Regions from separate parts of the Mus musculus genome. Here all the other regions are linked to region 2. Evidence: chromatin loops called from intact Hi-C (ENCODE). Cell type or tissue: heart. All regions are shown on one strand.

Region 1 (8,000 bases), 510 kb after region 2:
TAAAATAGAGAAGAGACAGAAGAGACAGGAAAGGTGTGATTGTAGACACAATGCTCTGCCTGTGTGGGTTAGCTTCAGTGACATTGTCTCTTGGGTTCTGTCTTTTACTTAGCAAACACAGAAACCATAGATTGTGTCTAATCATACCTAGGAGGAGGTTACTCAGAATTATTCAACAGTAGTGTAAAAGGCTGCTTCACAGGTTATCACTGTCAATCTGGCTGATCCCACAATCTAGTGAAGAGTCTTTCTCATGCCCAAAAGTTCTGCAAAACTACACTGCCCAACAGAACCAGTACAGAGGCAACACTGTCACCTCTCGTATTTTCCATTTCACATATACTTTCTCAAAATAGATTTTTGGTGGGGGTGGGAAACAAGGGACCACGTTAGAATGTAAGATAAATCCATTGCAGGAAACTTCCATTCCCATGGCCAACCACTGCTCTTGAGAGCCTAGGAAAGGCCACATACACCATTTTTAGCATTCCCTCCTGTGCACTGAAATTTTTGCTAGTATAAAACTTGTTCATGACCTTGAAAATGCATTAGAAAGATCTGGGTTTGAACAGTCGCTCTGCCACTCAATAACTGTGATTGGACAAGTATATTAACCTCTTTCTGCGTCAATTTCTCATCTTTAAAATTGAGGTAATAGAAGGTTTTTAAAAAGTAGTAAGAGGATTTAAAAAGATAAGGTATTCAGCAATGATTAGATGGGCATTTACAACATTCTAGTCACAATTTCTATGTGCTTAGCAGGTCATTTAATGAAGAAAGTAATACTTCTTATGCTCATGAAATGCTGTTCTGGTGTGGAGAGATTAAGAATCTACAGAAAATCAAACATGTAAATGAGCTAATGTGCAGAAAGTGGATATGATACTGAAGAGCCTCTCTGTTCAGCAGGTAAAGTGGAAGGGAGAGGAGCATGATGCCCCTTTGCCACTTATTCCAGTGAGAGGTAAGATCTAACCCCTATCCCCCTATAACAGGCTCTCCATATACCATAAGGTGATGTCCTGGGAGCCTAAGGCAGGACCAGGAAACCTCAACTTCTTTCTAGAGCTCTAGGAACATTCTTTCAGTAAACACAGAAGTCCCATGTGCTAAGTTTGTCTTCTCCATTCTACCATATTGGGGAGACCACATTGAGATCTCTGCTATACCATCTGACAGCCCCATCCTCCAGCCATCTCTGCCAAAGTTCAGCAAATTGTACAAAGTCATGAGCTCTAGAACAGCCTGTCTAGCAGCTGAATACAACTAAGTGATCTGAACTCTTGCATATGCTTCCAAAGACTACCCACACTGAGTCTGGTCACAGTTGACCCACAGAATCATGAGATATAAAATGCTTGTTGTTTTCAGTTGCTACATTTCAGAATGATTTGTTATTTAACAGTAGATGGTGATATAGATATAGTAGAGCCTGGCTCTAGTGCATAGAACACTCCCAGGCCGTCTGTCATCACATTCTATTCTTTGTTAATATCTTTTTTTTCTAAACTTGCCTCCTTTCACCAGAAAGCATTTCAAAGCCACTGCTCTCATTTTGGGGGAGTAGATTCTGCACCTCTTCTTCGGGACGATGTCCTAAGGAAGACGTTGAAGGGCTCAGACTTCAAAACTTGTGAACAACAGAACAAAGGAAAGGCTCGTGCTCCTATCAGCAAACATTGGCAGATGCACTTGTTCTTTACCACCAAGTTGGACCTTCTCAGTCCCCATTGTTCACAAGATGTTCACGGAAGAGCAGGGAAGTTTCACAGGCAAGTACAATCCTGTATTACTCAGGAAAACAATTATAATGTTTATTCTGCCTCTGTCTCTGCCTCCTGCCTCTGCCTCTCGGCCTCTCGGCCTCTTGGCCTCTCAGCCTCTCTGCCTCTCTGCCTCTCTGCCTCTCTGCCTCTCTGTCTCTCTGCCTCTCTGCCTCTCTGCCTCTCTGCCTCTGCCTCCTTCCTCCCACCCCTCTCTTCATTCCTTATTTTGCACAGTTCTGATCATATGAAAGAAATACAATCTCCCAGGGGGGAAAAAAAGACCAGCCAAATTTTTCAGACCAACAAATTCTAGAGATTGGGAGGGGGGTGGTAAAAGAATGTTATCATGTTAAAATATTGAAATTGATTAAATTTTCCACATAAAGCAAAATCTTACTAAATTACCCATAGAATTGAAATAGAAAGTAAGTGAACTTGAGTAGGCATCCTGAGAAAAGGTTAAGGATCAAAGGATGCAAAGGGCATTTGTAAATGTGAATGGGATGAAAATGAAGAAAAATGTAATAAATTTTAAAAGGTTTAATTTAAAATATCAAGTGTAGTAGGTGTGATGATGCATATCTGTAATTCCAGTACTGAGAAGGCTAAGGCAGGAGAATTGCAACTTAAAGGTTGGCATGTGCAACATAGAAAAACCCTATTTCTTTTTTTTTATTACGTATTTTCCTCAATTACATTTTAAATGCTATCCCAAAAGTCCCCCACACCCTCCCCCCACACACACTCCCCTACCCACCCATTCCCATTTTTTGGCCCTGGTGTTCCCCTGTACTGGGGCATATAAAGCTTGCCTGTCCAATGGGCCTCTCTTTCCAGTGATGGCTGATTAGGCCATCTTTTGATACATATGCAGCTAGAGTCAAGAGCTCCGGGGTACTGGTTAGTTCATAATGTTGCACCTACAGGGTTGCAGATCTCTTTAGCTCCTTGGATACTTTCTCTAGCTCCTCCATTGGGGGCCCTGTGATCCATCCAATAGTTGACTGTGAGCATCCACTTCTGTGTTTGCTAGGCTCCGGTCTAGTCTCACAAGAGACAGCTATATCAGGATCCTTTCAGCAAAATCTTGCTAGTGTATGCAATGGTGTCATCGTTTGGAGGCTAATTATGGGATAGATCCCTGGATATGGCAGTCTCTAGATGGCCCATCCTTTTGTCTCAGCTCTAAACTTTGTCTCTGTAACTCCTTCCATGGGTGATTGTTTCCAATTCTAAGAAGGGGCAAAGTGTCCACACTTTGGTCTTCATTCTTCTTCAGTTTCATGTGTTTTGCAAATTGTACCTTATATCTCGCTATACTAAGTTTCTGGGCTAATATCCACTTATCAGTGAGTACATATCATTTGAGTTCTTTTGTGATTGTGTTACCTCACTCATGATGAAAACCCTATTTCTAAAACATACATCACATGCACACACACTCACACACACGTGTGTGTGTGTGTGTGTGTGTGTTGTAGAAACACAAATGTTGTAGAAAATTTTAATCCCGACCCTGCTTTCTACCCCACCATGATCATTTAGATATCAGATAAAACACACACACACACAACCTTTATATTTACAATACACCTTAATCAGCACTACAGCTGGGCAGATATATACTCTCTGTGCTATTAGAGTCTACTTTCCTGTCAGTAACCCCGAATTATTACTTGTTATGTTTCAACTGGACTGCTCTTATCTCCAACTGGCCAGCCCTCATGGGCCACGTTTTCATGGCTCACCTAACCCATGATGGCATCTCCTTCCTCCTCCTCTCCCTCCTCCTCCTCCTTCATCCTTGACTCCAAGCCCAAAAAAGCTAAACTCCACCTATGCCTTTTCTATCTAGCTATTGGCTGTTGGCATCTTTATTTACCAATCAGGAAAAAATGGGAGGCAGGGTCGCTTGAGTCTATGTGCAGACTCCAGGTCTTAGGGACACACACTTAGCATTACAATAGACAGCAAGACCAAACCTCAACACACACACACACACAAGTCTGTGTGAACAAGATTAGCATTTGTCTATCATACATAAAACCCTTGGTTTTTATCCCCAGAAATGGAGACAGAAATGGAGGAAGGGAAAGAGAGAATTCATTTTAAGCCAGGTATCGCTCACCTGTACTCCTAGCTACTCACGAGGCTAAAGCAAGAGAATTGCTTAAGTCCAGGAGTTTAAGGACAGTCTGGGTAACCTAGCAACACAGAAAATTGTTTTCCCTCTTCCTTTCTGTTTCCATCTAGCTATCTGGCAGGCAGGCAGACAGACAGACAGACAGACAGTCAGACAGACAGGTATGCTACTAATTGGGAATTACATAGATATTTTACAATGTAGTTTTGATAAAGGGTCTTTTCCCCTGCTCCAGGTCAAGGAAATGACATGACTTCAGGTCCTTGTGGCTGATGACATTTCCCAGGGTCATACCGCCATCTAATGACCAGTATATCAATTGTAGGCAAAGTACCCCAGAGAATCTCCATCTTGTGAAACTTCTGCATATTCAAAGGTTAGGTTGATCACTGGAAGAACTGAAATGAATCCATATGTATTCTTCATCTCCGATGGGCCCAGAAAGGTGCTTAGGAATTATGGCAAAAGGAAGTCCCTGTCCTCAAAGGAGTTTGGCTGAAGAGCAGTAAACACATTAGGAAAGATGGTGAAGGATACATGTCTTTAGGATTTGCAGAAAGGAAATACCCACAGCCAACAACCAGATCCCTGGCTTAGTGGGAAAGGAAAGAGACAAAGGAGCATGAAGTTACTTGGAAACCTAAGTAGATCTCGTTTCTGTTTCCTTTGCTGGACTCTAATCTGAAGTTGGAGGAGGAAGGGAGAGAAAGAGGAAGGGATCCAGGGGAACATTCTGATTTTGAGTGCCTACTATGTGCTGGCTTCCATTTCATTTACCTTCCATGGCTACTACAAACAAAAGTTTGCCATGATTTCCTGAGTGTGGGTCTTCATAAATAAAAATCTAAGATCTGACAGTCAAAGGCCCATGCCTTTTACTCTCTGACAAGCCTCAGTGCTTCATAGACTGACCTGTGTCCTAACTCCAAAGCTACTATGACATTTGAGAGTGATCCATGTATGTTGGGGCTTTTCCAATAGGAAAGTGGCTCTTCCTGGAGCTGTCCCATGTGGTGAGGGAATATTCTCATTTTTCCCTAAATAATATATTAGAGGTGGAGCTTTAGCCACAAGAAGTCCACTCAGACCTCTGTGTGGCTTCTAGAGCTACATGGTTACACCAGGCAGAATAGAAACAGGGCTTTGGAGAAATTCCCTTTACAGTTTCTGAGCCAGAGAATTCAATTGTCAGGTAGAAAGTAACAGCCAAGAGTCACTTTACATTGTAGTGTGGGTGCAAGTAAGGACTACCTATCCACAGTACTAGATGTTTCCAAAGCAGGATGAGAACATCATCTTCCAGCACCCACAGGTGCTACCTCCATGGACACCTAAGAAGGGACAGAGAGCAGCCATTACAGGTGTCATTCATTACAGTAGACTCTGTGCCAAGAAAGTCTCTCTGGAAAACCACTGGAACCACACAAGCATTTTATTTATTTATTTATTTATTTATTTATTTGATATTTTCTTTATATACATTTCAAATGCTATCCCAAAAGTTCCCTATACCCTCCCTCCGCCCTGCTCCCCTACCCACCCACTCCCCCTTCTTGGCCCTGGAGTTTCCCTGTACTGGATCATATAAAGTTTGCAAGACAAAGGGGCCTCTATTCCCAATGATGGCCAACTAGGCCATCTTCTGCTACATATGCAGCTAGAGACATGAGCTCCAGGGGTACTGTTCATATTGTTCATATTGTTGTTCCACCTATAGGGTTGCATAACCCTAACCCTAACCCTAACCCTAACCCTAACCCTAACCCTAACCCTAACCCTTCAGCTCCTTGGGTGTTTTCTCTAGCTGCTCTATTGGGGGCCCTGTGTTCCATTTTATAGATGACTGTGAGCATCCACTTCTGTATTTTCCAGGCACTGGCACAGCCTCATACAAAACAGCTATAACAGGGTCCCTTCAGCAAAAATCTATCTGGCATATGCAATAGTGTCTGGGTTTGGTGACTGATTATGGGATGGATCCTCAGGTGGGGTAGTCTCTGGATAGCCCACCCTTTCGTCTTAGCTCTAAACTTTGTCTCTGTAACTCCTTTCATGGGTATTTTGTTCCCTAATGAGTGGAATGAAGTATCCACCCATTGGTTGTCCCTCTTCTTAATTTTCTTGTGTTTTGCAAATTGTATCTTGGGTGTTCTATGTTTCTGGGCTAATATCCACCAATCAGTGAGTGCATATCTAATGACTTCTTTTGTGATTGGGTTACCAAGCATTTTATTTCTAACAGAGGGGATCCATTATAGAGGATGGTTACAGCTAAGAAGCCACATAAAGTTTAATGACTGCCATAGTTACTGTCATTTGCTATGATAAACTCTATGATCTGGTTGGTTGTGTTTTGTTTTTGTTTTTTGAGGGGAGGATTCTTTTTGTCAATTTGATGATAAAAAAAAATGATGGAGTTATATAGGAAGATGAACCTCAACTGAGAAAACAACTTTATCAGATTGCCTATAGGCAAATCTGTAGAGAACTGTCCATTAATTTAAATAACTGATGTGGGAAGGTCCAGCCCACTGTGGGTGGTACCATTCCCTAGACAGGCAGGTCTGAGTCATAGAAAAAAGCAGGCCAAACAAGTCAGGGAAACAAATCAGTAAGCAGCACTCCTCCATGGCCTCTACATCAGTTCCTACTTCCAGGTTCCTTCTCTGAATCCCTACCCTGACTTTCCCCTGTGGTGGGGCGTGACCTTATAGTCGTAAGCTTTAAGTTGTAAGCTTCTTCCCCAAGTTGCCTTTGGTCATGGTCTTTATCACAGCAATAGAAGGCTAAGACACTCCATGACCAAAAACAATCTGATGAGGGAAAGTGTTTTCTTAGCTTACATGTCCTGATCCCAGTCCATCATTGAGGAAGCCTAGGCAAGAAAGGCAAGGCCTGGAGGTGGGACCAAAGCTGAGGCTGTTTGACAATTCCATACAAACACAAAAAGGACTTGTGTGTGTGTGTTTTTTTTTTGTTTTGGTTTTTTTTTAATAAAAAATTGGGGGGAAAATAGAGGAGTAATTTAGGTAAAAATAAGATCTTTTCTTCTTTTATTTTCTTCTTTTTTTGAGATTATAATCTAATTGTATCATTTCCCCCTTCATTTTCTCCTTCCAACCCCTTATACCTTTCCTTCCTCTCTGTCAAATCAATGGACTCTTTGTCGGTAATTTTTGTTACATGAATATTTGTTAGATACATACATATTTCTAAAATATAATCCCCTTGATCTATATAAAGTCACACATCTGTATATTTTTAGGACTGACCATTTGGTTTTGAATAACTAGTTGGTGTGCTCTTCTTTGGGGAAGACTATTTCTCCTGCTATCAACATTCTGTAACTGTCTGAAGTCCTTTGAATATAGGTTTGAGGCCACATGAGCTTTCTCTCATCCACTTTGTCATACCTAACAATGTTGTCCTTGTTCAGCACATGTTCAGGCAGTCATATTAGGAGAAGGCATTTAGTTTGTTCTAATTTAAGGGCCTTTGGGTTCCACATCTGAAGTGCATGGTGTTTTAAGTAATGGAGACTTACCTTTCACCTCTGGGGGGGGGGGTGGTATCTGAAGGCTATAACAATTGCTTGTGCATTTTGCAAATCTTTTGGATGACCCTGACCAAAACTCAAAAATCTCCTGGAGTATGAGTTTTTTCAGATGGTCTTTGACTCTTGGGGGGAACATTGACAGCCTAGATGAGAAATCTTCATTTAAACTGTGCGTGATGACTGCCTGCCTACGTGTGTGTGTGTGTGTGTGTGTGTGTGTGTGTGTGTGTGTGTGTGTGTGTGTGTGCATAGTTAATAGTTTGACTACTTATGACTTCTTCAGACACAGTTACTAATATTTTACCCTCCGCTCTCTTATATTTACCTTCCTCTACATTCTCTAACTATAGACCTCTCTTCCCCATTTCCCTGATCACTTGTACCCTGATCTTCCCCCTCTCTATTGCTCCTCCACCCTGCTATCTTGTCACTGTCCCAGTTTACATTTCTGGTTTCTATAGTTACTATCAGATATGTACTCACACCTGAAGATTTGAAGCTAGGAACCTCCAATGAGAGAGAACATGTGATGGTT
Region 2 (8,000 bases):
CTAAAATAAATTCTTCAAAATCCCCCAGCTAGCAAACAGCAAAGCAAGAATGCAATCCCAGTTCAATCTGATTCTTTGGCCCATGTTCCTCCTCCAATACAATAGTCTGTGCCTTCTGCAAAGATGTGAGGCAACCTACAAAAGCGGCAAGTGGATGGCTTTGGAAATCGCCAAGTAGGCACAGGATTAAAAGAAGAAGAAGAGAAAAAGAAAATAAAGAAAAAGAAGGGAAGCTATAGCTAGGATCACGCCAGTGGCTATTCCCAGTAGAAGCTCTGCTTGTCACCTTTCTTTAGTGGGGCTGTGAGACCAGCCAGCAAAGTCCTGGAGAAGGGGTAGGAAGATGGATGCCAACAACCTGTGCAGCATCCATGGTATCCTAGCCAAGCTTGTGATGAGTGGTGCTACTGATGAATTACACGGCTCGAACACACTGCATTTCATTTCATAAGTAATTAGCTGTGTGGCCCTGAGTAGACATCACCCAGCCATTTGTTTCATTTCTTTACATTATCTCTTTGCCTCTGGGCTTGCTTCAGAATCAAGCTGCAGGTACAAATGACTAATGAACTAATGACAACACTAATAACGGCCCAGCTAATAATCATACTGCTAATGGTGACAATGCTAATTAAGAAAGTGCTAGCAGCAACAGCATCTGCTGGTGTGACTATTATTCGTCTCTGGAAGGCAACGATGAGCTGGTCAGGCAGGATAGAGCCAGGCGAGGGCAATGGCAGTAAAGGCAGGCACGTGGCTCATTCTTTTGGCACTAACTACCTATGTAGGAGAAGTCAGGAACACTACAGTGTAGACCCAGTCACCTTAACACTATGGGTCCTGGGGAAAGCAGAAAATATTTAGCCTAGTGAGTGAGCCAGACCTCAGTCATCATGAGCAAATCCAGGACTCTCTTATCAGAGCTAGCCTGTCCACCGGGGAGCCCTGGAGCTGGTGCTCGGTAAGATCCAGGTGTCCTTCTGCCTGTTGCTCGGAAGGAACAAACGCAGCAGGCAGAGAGGGTAGATCAGTCGGCATGTGAATGGGGACAGTTACAATGGGCCATGGAGACCAGCAATGAATTTTATGGGAACTCTTGAGTATACATTCAAGAGACTGACCTCATGGCATGCCCAGCAGCTTCTGAGAGACACACAGGCCTGACACACTTGAGAGAAAAGCTCACCAGGATTGGACTTTACACCAAGCAGACACTTTCCCCAGGGCACAAAACAGACCACACTGAGGTTCCTGATCAGGTGAAGCGGATTTCGGCTCCCTCAGTATTTTAAATAGAGTCACAGCTAGAATAGTAGAAATAGGTTTTTCTAGAAGATACTGAGTCTTGGGTGTTTTGTCAGAGAACTGAGGATCTCATATCTAGTGACTACTTCTCTGAGGAAACTAGGCTCTGAGAGCCACAGGGAAGCTGTATGTCCCACTCTAACCTTGGCTTCAGGCTCTAACCTTGGCTGCCCAATAGTCTCACACTCTGGCGACTTCTGAACAAATCCCTGAGACTATTAGAGAGATAACAGCATTCAGAAAGGACAGTGGCTCTGCCAGGATGCTCCCTGGCATTAGAATGGACTCCTGAGGTTGACTTGGGTATTCAAGGCTCCTCTAGACTACAAAAGCTCTAGCCTGCAGGAAGAAAGGCAACACCCTGAACTGTGACAACGATGAATTCTTTAAGTAGAAAATTTTTTTTTCTTCTTTTCTTTTCTGCCTTTCTCATTTATCTCATTTCCTCTGAGGCACCGCACATTCTAGTGTGGATCAGTAGCTCTCAAAAGGAGGTGTGTGGGGGAGCACTTTCAAGCTCACAGTTAACATTGTTAGGCTTGCTAATTTCCTATGTGGAACTGGGGTTCAATAATCCATCAACCTGGAAACCAAGTAACAGTGGCTTCAGGATGGAGACCTCCAATCACACTGCCCAAGGCGCCAGTGTGGGTGAATTCCAACATGATGGTCCCTGCCTCGGCTCCATACTTCCATCTTCTCGATATCAAGTAGAACCATCGCAAAGGAGTTGCCAGTCCTACCTGCCCTGCAAAGAGCCCGCAGACGCCAATGATGCACAGGATGTTGAACACGGCAGAGCCCACGATGGTGCCAACTCCCACATCACCCTTTGTGATGAAGACTCCTGAAACACAAACCAACACCAATCTGGCTGTAGTGGTCCAGCTGCATCCCAAGGACATTCGAAGGACATCTCCTAGTTCTAGACTATACTGAGGATCCAGAGGAAATAGGCAAGTTTTGGAGGGAGTTTTTGAACCCAGAGGTTAGACTTTTCCTTAGTAGCAACGTCCCTGGGTCTAGGAAAAGTTCGCACACAGTTAAACCAGTGAATGGCCACAGCAGAGTGGAAGGTTCTGCTTGGGATCTATGAAGTTAATTTTTTATAAGTGGGAGACAACTCAAATTTGAGGACCTTCTTCCCTAGAACCCCTTTTTCTTATATAGGTAAGGGCTGAGACATTCTCTTAGCATCACCTACCTATGACCGACGTGAACAGCTCTGGGGCCGAGCTGCCTGCTGCCATGAATGTGGCTCCTGCCACATCTTCACTGAGGTGGAGGCGCTGCATGGGAGCAAAGACAAGACAGGTGAGATGGGATCTTTCCTTGGGAAACACATGCCTGTGGCTCCTGAGGTCCTAAGCACGGGGACTTCAGAAGGACCCAGGGGCTGGGTTCAGTCCCTCTCACTATCCCTCCACTCAGAGCCTGGCTGCTCCTGCTCTCTGCTCAGCATCCTCACTTGCAAGATCAGCAGGGACTACATGACTCTCATTAGCCAATGTCCTTACAGAAGATTTAGGAGTCTGTAACCCAAATCTATCAAGAGGATGTCTAGTTGATAACCAGGAGGGTGGAGTAGCGAGTCAAAAACATCCTGGACAGCGGCGGACAGCCATTTTCTTTCTAATGGCAGCTGTGGTCAGCTCCCTTGGTGTCTGCAGACACTGATTTTAGAAGAGATGTGTGTGATCTAGAGTTGTGTGCAAACACCATGGCTGTTATAGTGCTTTTGAATAACTTCAATCTCATAGCCGCCAATTTGCGAGAGGTTAGTAGATCCAGGGAGTAGTCACTGTCCTGAAGCACACTCCAAACCCTCGACCTTCAAACTCTGGGTAGCACGTCATGAGAGAAGACTTGAGACAGACTAGAAAATAATGCAGCCCATTTCCCCCAAATCTCAAGTCACCCTGTTGGTTAAACGGGAAGGTGGTTTTCAAGAACACAAGATGAATGTACACGAGAGGCTGGTTGGTGTGTTTAGCTTTCCGGAATTCCACCGTGGCCCAGAAAGTAAGCTGCCAGCGGTTGGGAAGCAGCCAGTTCCCTTCGGGCATCAGGGCAGAGACTTCCAGTTTCCACTGCCAGCCTTCTTTCTTTCTTTCTCAGCAGCACCAGTGGCTGCACTTCCATGCTTGGCCACACAGAGGCAGTGTGGCCTTGGAGGTGCTACAGATAGAGGCATGCTCACCGTTGAGGTTCTCATGGGGTACTGAGGAGACCCTGAGATGGTACCTCAGCACTAAAAACCTTGGCTGGTGCGGAAGCCCCAGCACTGGAATCTCAATAGATGGGGATGGCGGGAAGACAGCAAGCCAAAAATGAGCTCCCGGAATCGCCTTGAGTTGCTGTGCTTCCCTTCCAAGATCTATGGACTGGTAGTAATGGTTGCTTATGAGGCTTGGCCATATGTCCAGTTTCACTCTTGCTTCCACATCTCCTTCCTTTCCACCCTCCTTTATGCCTAATACACTCCAGCCTGGCAATACTGCACTGGCCTCTTAGAATCACTAGTCACGAGGTCCTCTTGCTTCTGCACTGCTAGCGGCTATGATGAGGGCCAGGGAGAATTTTCCTAAGCTTCATCCAGAGCGGAGAATAATTCACCACAGCTGGACACCCTGGGCTCCCCAGGAACAACAGGTCCTGTCATTCTCATTTAGATCCAGTGGCTCAGGTATTCTCTGCTTGTTCCTAAATGAGCCCTTTCCTTCAGGCCCCTTTGGTCCATCCCTCCACACAGCCCTGCATGGGTACCAGGGCGGAATCTATCACTTGATTCCTTTTCTCTGCACCAAGTCCCCACTGGCTTCATCCAACTGTCTATGAATGCAGTCAGCCTTTGAGATCAGTGGGGTTAGTCATACTCAAACCCAAGCAGTGTTCAAATTTCATATAAAATACTGCAGTGTTTGCATATAACAGATACATTTTCCCATGTTCTGTCAATCATCTCTAGATTGCTAACAATCCCTAACACAATGTAAATGCCATGTAAAAACCTGTATTGTCCAGGGCATACCAATAAGGAAGACTCTCTGTATCTGCTCCATACTGATCCAAATTAAAAAAAAAAAAAGTTGGATCTCCTAAGCATAGTGGTGCATGCTTTTAATCCCAGCACTCATTCAGAGACAGGCAGATCTGTGAATTCAAGGCCAGCTTGATCTATACAGTGAATTCCAGGACAGCCAGGGCTGCACACAGAGACCCTGTTTTGAAAAACCAAACCAAACCAACCAACCAACCAACTAAACAAACAACCCTCCACCCCCAAACCCAAAACAACCACAATAGAAAGAGTTGGATCGGTTTGATCCAAGGTTGAATGCCTGGCTGTGGAACCTATATGGAGAAGGTGGAATGTTGTGGGTTACTCAGTGGTTTCTAAGCCCACAAATGGCCAGAGCCGGGCTGTGCACTCCCTAGTTTCCTTCCCAGCCTTTGGCAAGCAGCTTAGCTGAGGAAGAGCCTAGCTCAGTGTTTACAGTACTTAGAGTGGGCAGTCTCTCTCCCCCACAGCCCAGGAGGCCCCATTACTGCTTTCATGGCTTCCTGGGTGTCCTACTCTTGACATCTGATATCCTTGTGCAAGCAAAACCTTCTGACCAACCTCAGGCTGCTATCTCATGACCAAGAACGCCGCCACGGTCCTCCCCTTGCTGAGTCTTCACTTGTTGGCTCTTTCTGAAACATCTTTCTGTCTTTGCTTTAGTGTAGCAGAGTCTGAGTCTGTCTATTTACTGTTGACAAAGGACTCTAACACCTTTGTGGGTTCCCTCATGCAACCTCATGACTGTCTAAAATTTAGTGACTCACCTGGCCTGTTGCTGCCATATTGGCTCCTTTCTCTTTTCTGCTTAACGTTTTTTTCCTGGTTTGAACTTGATCCCCCTCCAAGCTATGACTTATTGCACAATGTGGATTTCTTTCTAGAATCATTTTTCACCAAAGTCTAAACAGCATCTCCTTGAACATCTCCGTTTAGCCCAAGTTAATCTGAGAGCAAGCTCTGAGCATACACTATCACCTCTCTGTAAAGGGATTAGGGAAAGAAAAGATGGTATAGAGTCCCAGGCTAGGAAATCCTGCTAAGCTGCAAGAGGGTGGTCCTGTATCACCACCACCCTCCATCCTGTGAAAGAATGGAACTTCAGAGTTGGCCACAGGCTCTCAGAAGACAAACACAGCTCTCAAAGGAGATACAAACTTTGCTCCAGGCATGCCATGAGTCCAGCAACTAGGATGGCTTTAAGTACATGGAGCTGCACTCAGAGATAGGCATGGGGCATGGCATGATTTCTTGTCAACTACTTTGCTCCTAAAACTGGACTGGGATGGGAACAGGGAGCATTCTTGGAAGGGAGGCCCTTCATCTGCATTCCTTCTCCCTGGATAGCTGTGTACCCCAGAGGCAGAGCCAGTTTTGACAAAAACCTGTTGTAAGTGGTTGCAGAGTTGCAACAGGTAAGAAGACGACCCAGTGGTAAGCTCAGACTGACCTGGACTCCATTCCTAAATATCTGTGTGGCCACTGGTGGGATGCTCTGAGTCCCTGCATTTTTGTCTCTTGATTTCTAGAGGGAAGCTAACTGTGGTTACCTGGTAGAATCCTAGACGTGGTTAAAGAGAGAATAGGCACATTTAACCCATACTGACTTAGCTACACAGCCAGCTTCCTGTAACCCAGGGCCCAGTCAAAACAGTATCTTTATCCCATCAAACGTTTTCTTTCCTTCCTAGCTTTTTGTAAAGTCTCACTCTACTCTCTTCTGTCCTGCCAGCTACTTTGTTTTTTTTCTCTCTAGAAGGATGTGTGTGTCCTCAAAAATTCTATGTGTTTCCTTATTGGAGGGTACAAGTTGATGGCTGTATTTAATATTTCTGGGGTGCAATAACTACCTTTGTTATTGACAACAAAAGAAACTTTTCTGGGGAAAGGTAGAGCCATTTTGCTTTGTGTAAGTGTGAAGTACCAACTGTTGGTCAGTGGGCCCTGTGTGTGCTCTTCAGTCACTGACACAACTAATCATGGGTGGAAAGCCAAAGTGAACCTGTATTCTCACTAAACATGAACAAGCTTTTCCTTCATCATCTCCCTCTGAGGAGTCTACTCTGACAGATCCTTCCATGCACTGAAATTGTGCGTCATCTAGATATGGTTGGAACTTGACAGTCCTCCACTACTCCAGTAAGAAGGGAGTTGACCATCTGAGGATTTGGAAACCACCTGCCATGAATACTGAAGGAGCGCAAGTGCCCCCACTAAGGACTGAACGTTTTCTTGCCTTTGACACAAGGTGAGCCTATTCCCAGGCTGGATCACTGTGACACTCCTGTCCCCACTAGAATACAGTGCATTTCAGGTGCCACTTTACTTTCTTTGATCTACTGTCACTGCAAAGAGGAACACACTTCCGTAACCTTTCTAGGATCGGTGTGCAATGACTGCTTATCCCTAAGTACAAAATGAACAAACGTCCAAGGCTTGGAAGAAACAGCCTAGGTTAATAATCTTCCACGTGAAGTTTGCAGACCAGCATCCTCAGCATCCCCTGGGACCTGATTAGATAGATAGATTCTGGCCACATCCTCTGGGGGTGGTTGGAACCTAGTGAATCAGGTACTGTGGGTAGAGCAAGATGAGGCCACAAAGCTTGATGGCTACTGGACTTCCTGGAAACTCGGATAATGAATTACAAACAGTAGATCAAAGAAAACGCAAAGCTTGCACATAAGAAAACTAGATCTCAGAACAGTGGGATGAAAGTGAAGAGGAATGAGAGCTTTCTTGATAGGGTGAACATTAACGAAACCTTTTTAGGTTCATTTATTCAGTGTGTGTGTGTGTGTGTGTGTGTGTGTGTGTGTGTGTATGTACACATTTAGTGAAGGTACCAGGGTACATATGTGGAGATCAGAAGACAGCTTGTTGGAGTCTGTTTTCTCCTTCCACCTTGTGAGACCTGAGGGTTGAACTCAGGCCATCACACTTGACGGCCAGTGCTTGATCCATCCTGCCGACCCCTGAATATTTGTTTTTAAACTTGCTGTTCACCCTGGCATTTTCTATGATAATGGGTACAAAATTCACAACAAATACTCTGTGCCCAGCTCTCTTGCCCCAGAGCCTGCCAGGCATCCACCCAGAGTATAAATAGAGAGGGAGTATAAGGGAGACATGTGGTAGTGATAGGTTCTTACCCCAACAGGACTCCAGAGGGAAGAAATGATGGAAAGAGAAGTAGAAGGAATGATAGAGAACAAGAAGCAGCAGAAGTGAAAAGCGGGAGAGGGATAGAGCCCAACATAGAGATGACGCTCCAGGCCTGGGGTGCTGACTGTGGGTTTAACACACAGGGAACCAGGGTTATTTGAAAAACAATTTACCTACAAGGAACACACAGCTTTGGTCTTGTCATTATTCCCTAAGCAACAGAGTATAGCATCTGTCTCCACAGGATTTATGTCATGGTGATGAAGGATATAGGAGGATCTATGTGGGTTGTTTGCAAATACTGCCCCTTTCTCCATGCACTTCACATGCTAGAGTGTCCACAAACTATGTTTCTGGTGAACAGTCTGGAACTATTCCCACGGATATGCAGAGAAGACTGTAGCACTAGCAGTAATGATGGATGCAGTCGGGAGAGCTGGTGAGGGGGGTTAATTCCTAGCCATCCACC
Region 3 (8,000 bases), 880 kb after region 2:
ACAAACAGAGGTTGCAGAGTATTTTTAGATACCATGCAGCTGAGAGGGAGGAGGGATTGGCCTGGAGGAAACCAACACCTGAACCAGATGGAAATGGCAATGTCAGATTCCCTGCGGTTCCGCTGCTCTCAAATGTCCATGTGCTGGTGGAGAACATGATTAGAAATGGCAGTCTACTCGTCTTCCTCACCCCACACCCTCACATGCCCAGAAGTTATGCATTTTAGCAAGTACCCTGGGTACCTGTATGGCAGGAGTCCTCAGGCCACCCCTGGAGGAATGCTATCACCAGCTCACACTGACTTTGAAGGAGAGACACACTGCAGCTCCCAGTCCATAGCATTTTCCAGAAACTACACACACACACACACCATGAGGCTGAGCTCAAAATAGTTTGTGCATCTCAAAAGCCCACCTGAGCCAATTAAGACCCCACTCGCCCAATTTAACCTCTTAGAGACTGGCTAGCTAATAGCAAATGTAAAATAGCAAATGCCTTTTCAATCATTACACTGCCCTCAAAATGTATTATCATGGCAAGGTCTTTATGTAGTTGGGTGTTCTGTGTATTAAGCACATCCTTGAAGCAATCATAGTAAACGCTGCATTTCTATCACTTCCAGAGCACTCTTCACATTCCAATGCTGAGATACTTAACACCATCCCACAAAACACAACTGGATGGAGGAACGTTTTTTACAATTACCTAGGACTCCTGATAAATCACTTAAAAGTTAAGGATTCACAATTAAAATCTTGAGCCTCTGTGATGAAATTATTGCTATGTTCAAAACATAAGCCCTGGGGGAAAACAGAATTGACCAATTCTTAGAATCAAAAAGGATGATATAATCTTTGACAGGTCGTGTAAGCAAGGTGAGGGGTCACTGCTCATCTACCACAAATGAAACCAGCTCCCAAAATAATGAAAAAGCTCTGCCCAACTACAAAATAAAACTTCTCTCCAGATCTTCCCGACACACAAACGTGTCAGGAACAAATTAAGTGCTTAAAGTTTAAGTCACTAATACATTTGTGCTCTGATAGATTGGTTTAGAGCAAAATAGATTCTTTGGCTTGGTGCAACTAGAAACTGTGCACGTATCAGAGACAGGGCTGTGAATCACAGTTTCAAAACTGCCATCCAAATTCCCATCACAAGGAAAAACTCTTCAAGTTTTACAACTCTGATAGCGCAGGCTATAGATTCAAGACGGTAAGATGAAAGTCAATTGATCCGACCACCCATCGATGGGCTCCCAAGCAGAGAGGCACAGTCACATGTGTCTTGGGAAGGCTTCTTAAGACTGCAGTGTACTGACTCAGGACAACCGCCCACATGGAAATGAGTTAAAGAACTGAAAGAAAGGGGAGCCCTGGCAAGTCCCCACCAGAAGGGAGAGCCTGCTTGCAGACATGTGGTGGGCTCCGGCCTTTCCATTCATGGGCTAGGCATTCTGGCGGGTGTTAGACAAGGCCTGGGACACCTGACTGCCGCTAGTAGTGGGCAGAGATGAGGAAGTTCAGGAGCCCCACCCACTCACTCTCCAAACCACTCCCCACAGGGCTGTTTTTATTTCATAACTCACAGTAAAGCAGATGTTCAAACCAAGAGAACCAGAAACCAGGCAGGATTCCACATGTGAGAGAGGTCTGGCCAAATCCTTGTCTCACCCTGGTGGGAGGCCTTCAACATAGACTGGAACCCAGAAACCAGTGTCACCAGAACAATGACCATGACAACAACACAAACTGTATAATGGAGGAGCAACCGAAGCAGAAATAAAACGAACTCAGCCAGTATTTCTTCAGCCAACTAATGTGACAGAACAGACTACAATACTGTGAGAAGTGGTAAGACCCAAGTCCCATGTCAGCAACCAGACCTGCAAACATCTTACTGAAGCAAGTCAAGTACCCGAGCCTGTTGGAACTGGCCGGTGTCAGGGGAGATTCTGATCTAGAGCCAAACATAAAACCAGCAGAAAGGGGAATATCTGCATTCCTTCCATGAAAAGGCCAGCATCCACATGACTATTCCTTGTGATAGAGCTTCTCACTAGATAGGTCCCTCATCTGCAGCTCCATAAATGGCAAGCTGTGTGGACACCTGCATCAGGCTGTCTGGCAGAAGCCATATGTGTTTATCTGTCTGTCCTCTGTATCACCTGAATTCCACAGCACTGATTAAAGGCTGCTCCAGTCGACAGAGACAGAAGGATAAGCAGAAACACCAAATGGACTTCTTTTCCATCCCCTGCTGCACCCTACAAATTCCCTCCAGATCCTCCAGATACCACAAATGTGTCTGTTTCCACCCTCCCAGGTCCAGGCACAGTGATAGACACTGGCTGGTAAGCACAGAGAGGAAGTTATAGCTAAAGCAACAGCATTACTCAAAGAAGCATAAAGTTAAAAGCTTCATGGAGTTAGAGGCACCATTCTGCACTAGTCAGCTCCTGACAGTGATCTGTCAATAGACACATGAGTTAGTGCAAAGATGTGTGTTAGAGGTTCATTTTTCTAGCTTCTTCCAGTGTTTCTACTTAGTCAGGCTTTCAACCACAGTAAATAAATGAGCACATAAGTAATTCCTAGCCATATTCTTAAATAGGAGGGCTCTGAACCCCAGAAAAGAACCCTTCCATTACCCAATGTGCTGCCTCGCTAGGAGAAATGCCCACCTGCTCTTACATAATGTCACTTCGTCCATGTGAGTGTCAGGGAAGTAGCCCCCACTCAGGAAAGGTCACTTAAGATTAAAACCAGAACAAGTGTCTACCTCAGGGATGCTGGGCTAGGGTGCTGATCTCCCACCATCTAGGCGTCTGCAGACATGCACCTGCAACCATGCACAGGTAAACATCAGGAAGCCCCAGAACCCTGTTCTCCCACAGCCACAGCACACAGGAAAGCACAGGCTCCCACAGGAGGGAGGCAGCTCCCGCTCAGCTCGCATAGCCTGAGACCCGGGCAAATGCCCCCTACAAAGGAAGGATGGATGGATGCTCTTCTTCCAGCATCTTCTTACATCACAGGATATCATCCGCCTAACTGCAGCCTACAGAACGGTCAGGCAAGCTGCTGATGTGACTGTAGGAAAGACACAAATGCTGCAATGCCTAGTCCCAGAAGTAGGCAGAGTTCTGGCTAAGGCAAGCCAACCGCTGGTTACTTTACCAGCTCAGTCTCCATCCATTCAATGCCTATTGATGAAGCACTAGAACCTCTGAAGACAAGAATCTGCCTGCGCTTGAAGCCCAAGTTTGAAAACAACCAAGAATCCCTTCTCTCTCCGTCAGGGAGGTCAGCTGAGCCTCCTGTTCCCTGAGAGACTGGCCCAGCTCAGTAGCAGAAGTGGCAGTAGCCTTCTTAGAACCAGGACAATCGGTGGGGGAGGAGCTCATGAGGTCCCATCCCCCACTGAGGGAGAAAGGACAAGTGGCTGAGAAAGGCATGTGTGTCATTTCTAGTCAGAATAAGCTGTCCATGCTCCAGTAAGTAATGCCTCACCCGTGCCTGTGCAAGCAGCTGTAAGGAAATTCAGTGCATCTCACGCACACACACACACACACACACACACACCCATGCACACGCACACATGCACACGGGCACACACGCGTGCACATACAAATAATAATAAACTAGACAAGAAGCTTGTCGGAAAAAGGAATTTTCACTGGGGGAAGAAAATAGATAAGAGAAGAGAACAAAAAAATAAAATTCAATATATGAGCATATGAAATTATCAAAGAATTTTTAAAGAAACCTTTATATTTCAGCTATGTATTCAATGTAATAAATGTTTCTAATAATTTAAATAAATAACAATAATTTAAATAAATAACTGGCATCATGATACTCACAGACAGCACAGTCCACAGCCTACAAGACGCTGTTCCTACTCAAATGACACATCTCTGAGCACATTTCGTGCAGGGGTGTACACCTTAGGAGTGGTGAAGAAGGGGGCTAAGCAGAGAAGCAGGAAGACAGTGACAAGTAGAACAGCATGACAGTGGCTAGGGCACCACTGCCCTGAAGGGTGGAGAGAAACCCCTCCTCGGAGAAGATGTTGCCACTGGAACCAGGAAGGTCTGGCTGGCTTCTTCTTGGGCTGGAGAGAGAACATGCCTGAGTTCTGCACCAAGAAAGCTCGCAAGAGCACGCAGAATGGGCGGGATGGCCCTAGAGGTACAGCCTTCCAGCCTTGTTGACAGAAAATACTAGGATTGTCTGCTACATGCTTTGGGAAGGCACCAAAGTGTCTGAGCCATATGGCTGTCACATTCCTTGTGTTCTATGCTGACTAAACGTCTTTCATAGTCTCTGACTTTCCTGGTTTCTCTTTCTCTAGATCCATGTCTGAGAGCGAGGATCAGGTGGCAGGCAGTACGTCTGTCCCTCCTCACACTCTCATACACACATAGGCACTCACAGGCTTGCATACAAACACACCTTGTTCATCTGCACAGATGGCTTACAGAGTTGACATTTCTTAGAAACTGGCCAAAAGAACCATTTTTCTGTAACACTGAAACTTGCCAAATGAATGGTTTTCCATAATACAACTGTAGAATTTGGAATATAGTAAGGAAGTAAAACACTTAGGATTAAAAGCTTACTTGACAGAAACACATGTCTTTCTATCAGTAAGACAAATTTGGCTGTGCTCTTCCTATCTACACGAAAGCAAGCCAAGACACTGTCTGCTGCAAGAGAAGCCCGTCTAGCTGAAAGGGAAAGGCAGAGAGGCCACAGCACAGGAAGGCACCATGGTCACCTTGGCTCTTCTGTGCCCACTGGCTGCCACCTGCTGGAGAGCCAACGGATGGAAACCTGCATGAATGTCTAGGGTCAGGAAAAGCTACAGATGTGAAATTGGACAACACATGAATTTTAACAGCAAGGACCTCTAGGACTACATAAAGTCTTCTTTAACCTAATAAATTAATATAACTTCCTCCGATGTTTAAAGAACAATGTTTGAGGCTCATCAGGTTTCTCTAGTTTTATGGGATATTACAGGTATACAACATGCCATTTTAAAATAGTTTAGATGGAATGAAAAAGCCAACCTAAAACTTTCCCAAAATACAGTTAAAGCAGAATAATTCCTCAAAACTATGGGACAACAATCACATAAAGCCAAAGGGAACAGCAGGAGCAGAAAGAAAAGTGAGAGAGACTGCCACCCTGCAAGCTGCGGCTCCGCTGGCTTCCGCGATCAAGCAGACCATAGTGGCAGCAATGGCCGGGAGGACGAGGGAAAGAGACACGAAAGCTGTCATGCACCGGGACAACCAAGAGGTCAGTGGGGACCTTAAGCCCCCGAGGGCAGAGCAGAAGGAAGATGCCGAGGGACTCGCCCACTGTAGACCAGGAAGCACAGATGCCCCAGAGGCCCCAGAATGGCTCAGGGCACTCACTTGCCTAGTGTGCATGAGACAGTGGGATGAATTCCTAGCACCAGAGGAGGGCGAGGCCAGGAAGAGTAAGATGATGAGTAAGCAGGCCCTAGAGAGCTAAGTGAGGCTGCTGAGAGCCTGGAAAGGGGGAGTCAAAACCAGGCCAGACTGGCTGGGCAGGATGTGACCTGTGCCACCACCAAGGGTCTATATTCAAGGAGCCTCTATTCTGTCACCACCTTGAAAATGGTTGGGTTTTTTTTTTTTTTCTTATTGTCTTATTTCTCAGGGACATCAGAAAGTTTGGAATCCCTAATTAAGTAATCCCTGATTTCCAAAGGCACTACCCATGAAAAAAAGGCCGGCTGCTACTTGAGGAGCCACGTGGTACGAAGGAAAGCTCCTACGGGGTCTGAACAGGGGTCTTCACTTTGGCTCTGGCCTCAGCCCAGGAAGGGAAGCTTTGCTGCTACACTGAAGTGGGGAGTGGGGAGCAGCCGGGCTGATGCCATCTGCTGACCTCTTTCTCTGCAAAGAAAAGAGAACTGTCTGCCAAGACCAGAAGAAAGCCAGGGGCGTGCCGGGGGGGGGGGGGGGGGATGGAGAAATCTGGTAGACTCCACTGTAACCAGGCGGCAAGGTTAGCATGACTGCGGTGAGACAAACTGGTGTCGCATGCATACTGCCTGATGATGCCCTAAGAAGAGAACAAGATGGCTTTTGGACAGCCGCTCTTCCCACCACACCACAGTGCCTTGCTCTAACCACAGACACAAAATTGAGAAAAGGTCTACCGAACAGCATTCCAGAAAGGGTCAAGGTCGTGAAACACAGGAAAGACTAAGGAACTGACTCAGGTTGAACAAAACAAAGAGAAATGACAACTGTAATGCAATGGAATTTGCAATGTTGCACAGCTAAAACAAAAACTAGTTAGACTACAGGATGTGGTGCCTTCCTGTAAGATCTAGCCAAGCAGCAGAGGCGGCAGCCACAGCAACTGAGCACTGGCTGCTCATGCCTATAATCCTGGCACTTAGAAGAGTGTGGAAAGAGACTGACTGGGTTCAAGACCAGCCTGGACTACAAAGTGATACCTTGTGTCAGAAAAAGGAAGGAACGGAAAATGGGAAAGGAAAGAAAGGAGGAGGGAGAAGAGAAGAAAGAAAGGAGGAGGAAGAAGGGAGGGAGGGAGGGAGGGAGGGAGAGGGCGGGCTAGTGAGTTCATATAAGGCTCTAATGTAGCTAATAGTGTTGGATCAGGGCTAACTTCAGTATGTGATCACTCTAAATAATACATCAAAACTAGGAAAGCCAGGAAAGACTGTAGCAGGGTTCTGTGGGCTCTCCTGTGAGGCTCAAATTATCTCAAAGTTTACATTTCCCTGTAGATTGTTTGTGATTTTTAAAACGTTATCAGTAGGGGTTGGAGAGGTTGCTCAGCGGGTTGGAGCACTGACTGATCTTCCAAAGGTCCTGAGTTCAATTCCCAGCAACCACACAATGGTCATCTATACTAGGATCCAAAGCCCTCTTCTGGTATACAGATGAACATGCAGACTGAGCATTCATATAGATAGGTAGGTAGATAGATAGATAGATAGATAGATAGATAGATAGATAGATAGACAGACAAACAGACGGACAGATGGATGGACAGATGAAATGTGTCAGTAATAGCAACAACCTCAGTTCCACTTTTGAAGCTTAATGCCATGCAGACATGGTCCTACCTCTCAGCCAACACAAAGTGTCAATGGCTCCACACCAGCACTCAGCCTTGTTTATATCCTGCATCCCCCACGTGAGCTCATCGTTCCACTTTGCAGCATCCTAGGAAGGGGACGATGCTAGGAAGGAAGAGCAGGAACAGGCCTAGTTCCACAGCCTGCCATGCCTCATGTCTCTATCAAGTGGATTAATTAAAGCTTTTATATATGCTAAACACAATGGGACAGCATAAGTTTGCAAGACTATTACACATCCCTTTTCTCTGTTTTAATTACATTCTTCCTGAATGCTTATAGAGTTGGCAGTAAATCCAGGTCAGATGTTGCTTTAGAAAAATGAAGACTTATAAAGAATCTTGAGTGGCTCATCTACCACCCACACCTTGGACAAAATCCAATCCAGGTAACCACTCTCACTGGGTACACTAGCCAGGGTCGCTGCTCTGCTGCCACCCAGTGGCAACTGGGTGACATGACACCTAGCCCAAGAACTAGAAGAACAGACGCTTCTAAGAACACTTTGTCTACACGGTGGAGCAGAGACATGCTCAGGAGTTCTTGAGAAGAGAGAAAGTAAGATAGACGTGAGGCTGCAGCCATGAAGGGTTTCCTCCACCTCAGGATGAGGACTTCCCCAGAGACAATGATTAGGTCAAGGCACATTACCTATCTATACCCTCCAGACTGGCAGGCTCCAGGTTCTAGGCTTACCTGCTTTGGGTCAGAGCTAGCAGCTCCAGGAGCAGGGGACTCCAGCTCTATAGTCACAGGCCCATCGTTCTGAATGTGCACCTGCATGTAGGCACCAAACTTGCCATCTGAAAAAACAATCAAACAAATTCAAGAGTTGGAGACCCCAGGT

The links. Peaks named below come from ENCODE experiments on the same cell type or tissue, not always from the same donor. Only the 100,000 strongest peaks of a DNase experiment are listed, where the experiment ranks them.
Region 1: a loop joins it to region 2, with 3 times the contacts of the local background. A loop is called at or near these places in 5 of 42 quality-filtered maps.
Region 3: it touches region 2 in a loop (7-fold over the local background); 10 of 42 quality-filtered maps call a loop at or near these places.

The regions. Positions count from the first base shown.
Region 1 is chr2:144,999,916-145,007,915 of GRCm38, reverse strand. No RefSeq gene overlaps it. Among named protein-coding and RNA genes, the nearest start is that of Slc24a3, 160 kb to the left of the region's middle. In heart, a CTCF peak has its summit at 4,210 (motif pointing left); no DNase peak of the experiment used is centred here.
Region 2 is chr2:145,512,996-145,520,995 of GRCm38, reverse strand. Slc24a3 (solute carrier family 24 (sodium/potassium/calcium exchanger), member 3) reads right to left here. Exons shown (of 17, transcript NM_001356497.1): 5 at 2,510-2,594; 6 at 2,049-2,152. Among named protein-coding and RNA genes, the nearest start is that of Gm14092, 38 kb to the left of the region's middle. In heart, a CTCF peak has its summit at 3,452; a DNase peak (open chromatin) is centred at 3,455.
Region 3 is chr2:144,635,714-144,643,713 of GRCm38, reverse strand. Dtd1 (D-tyrosyl-tRNA deacylase 1) reads right to left here. Exons shown (of 6, transcript NM_025314.3): 4 at 7,850-7,956. Among named protein-coding and RNA genes, the nearest start is that of Dtd1, 40 kb to the right of the region's middle. In heart, a CTCF peak has its summit at 4,818 (motif pointing left); a DNase peak (open chromatin) is centred at 1,523.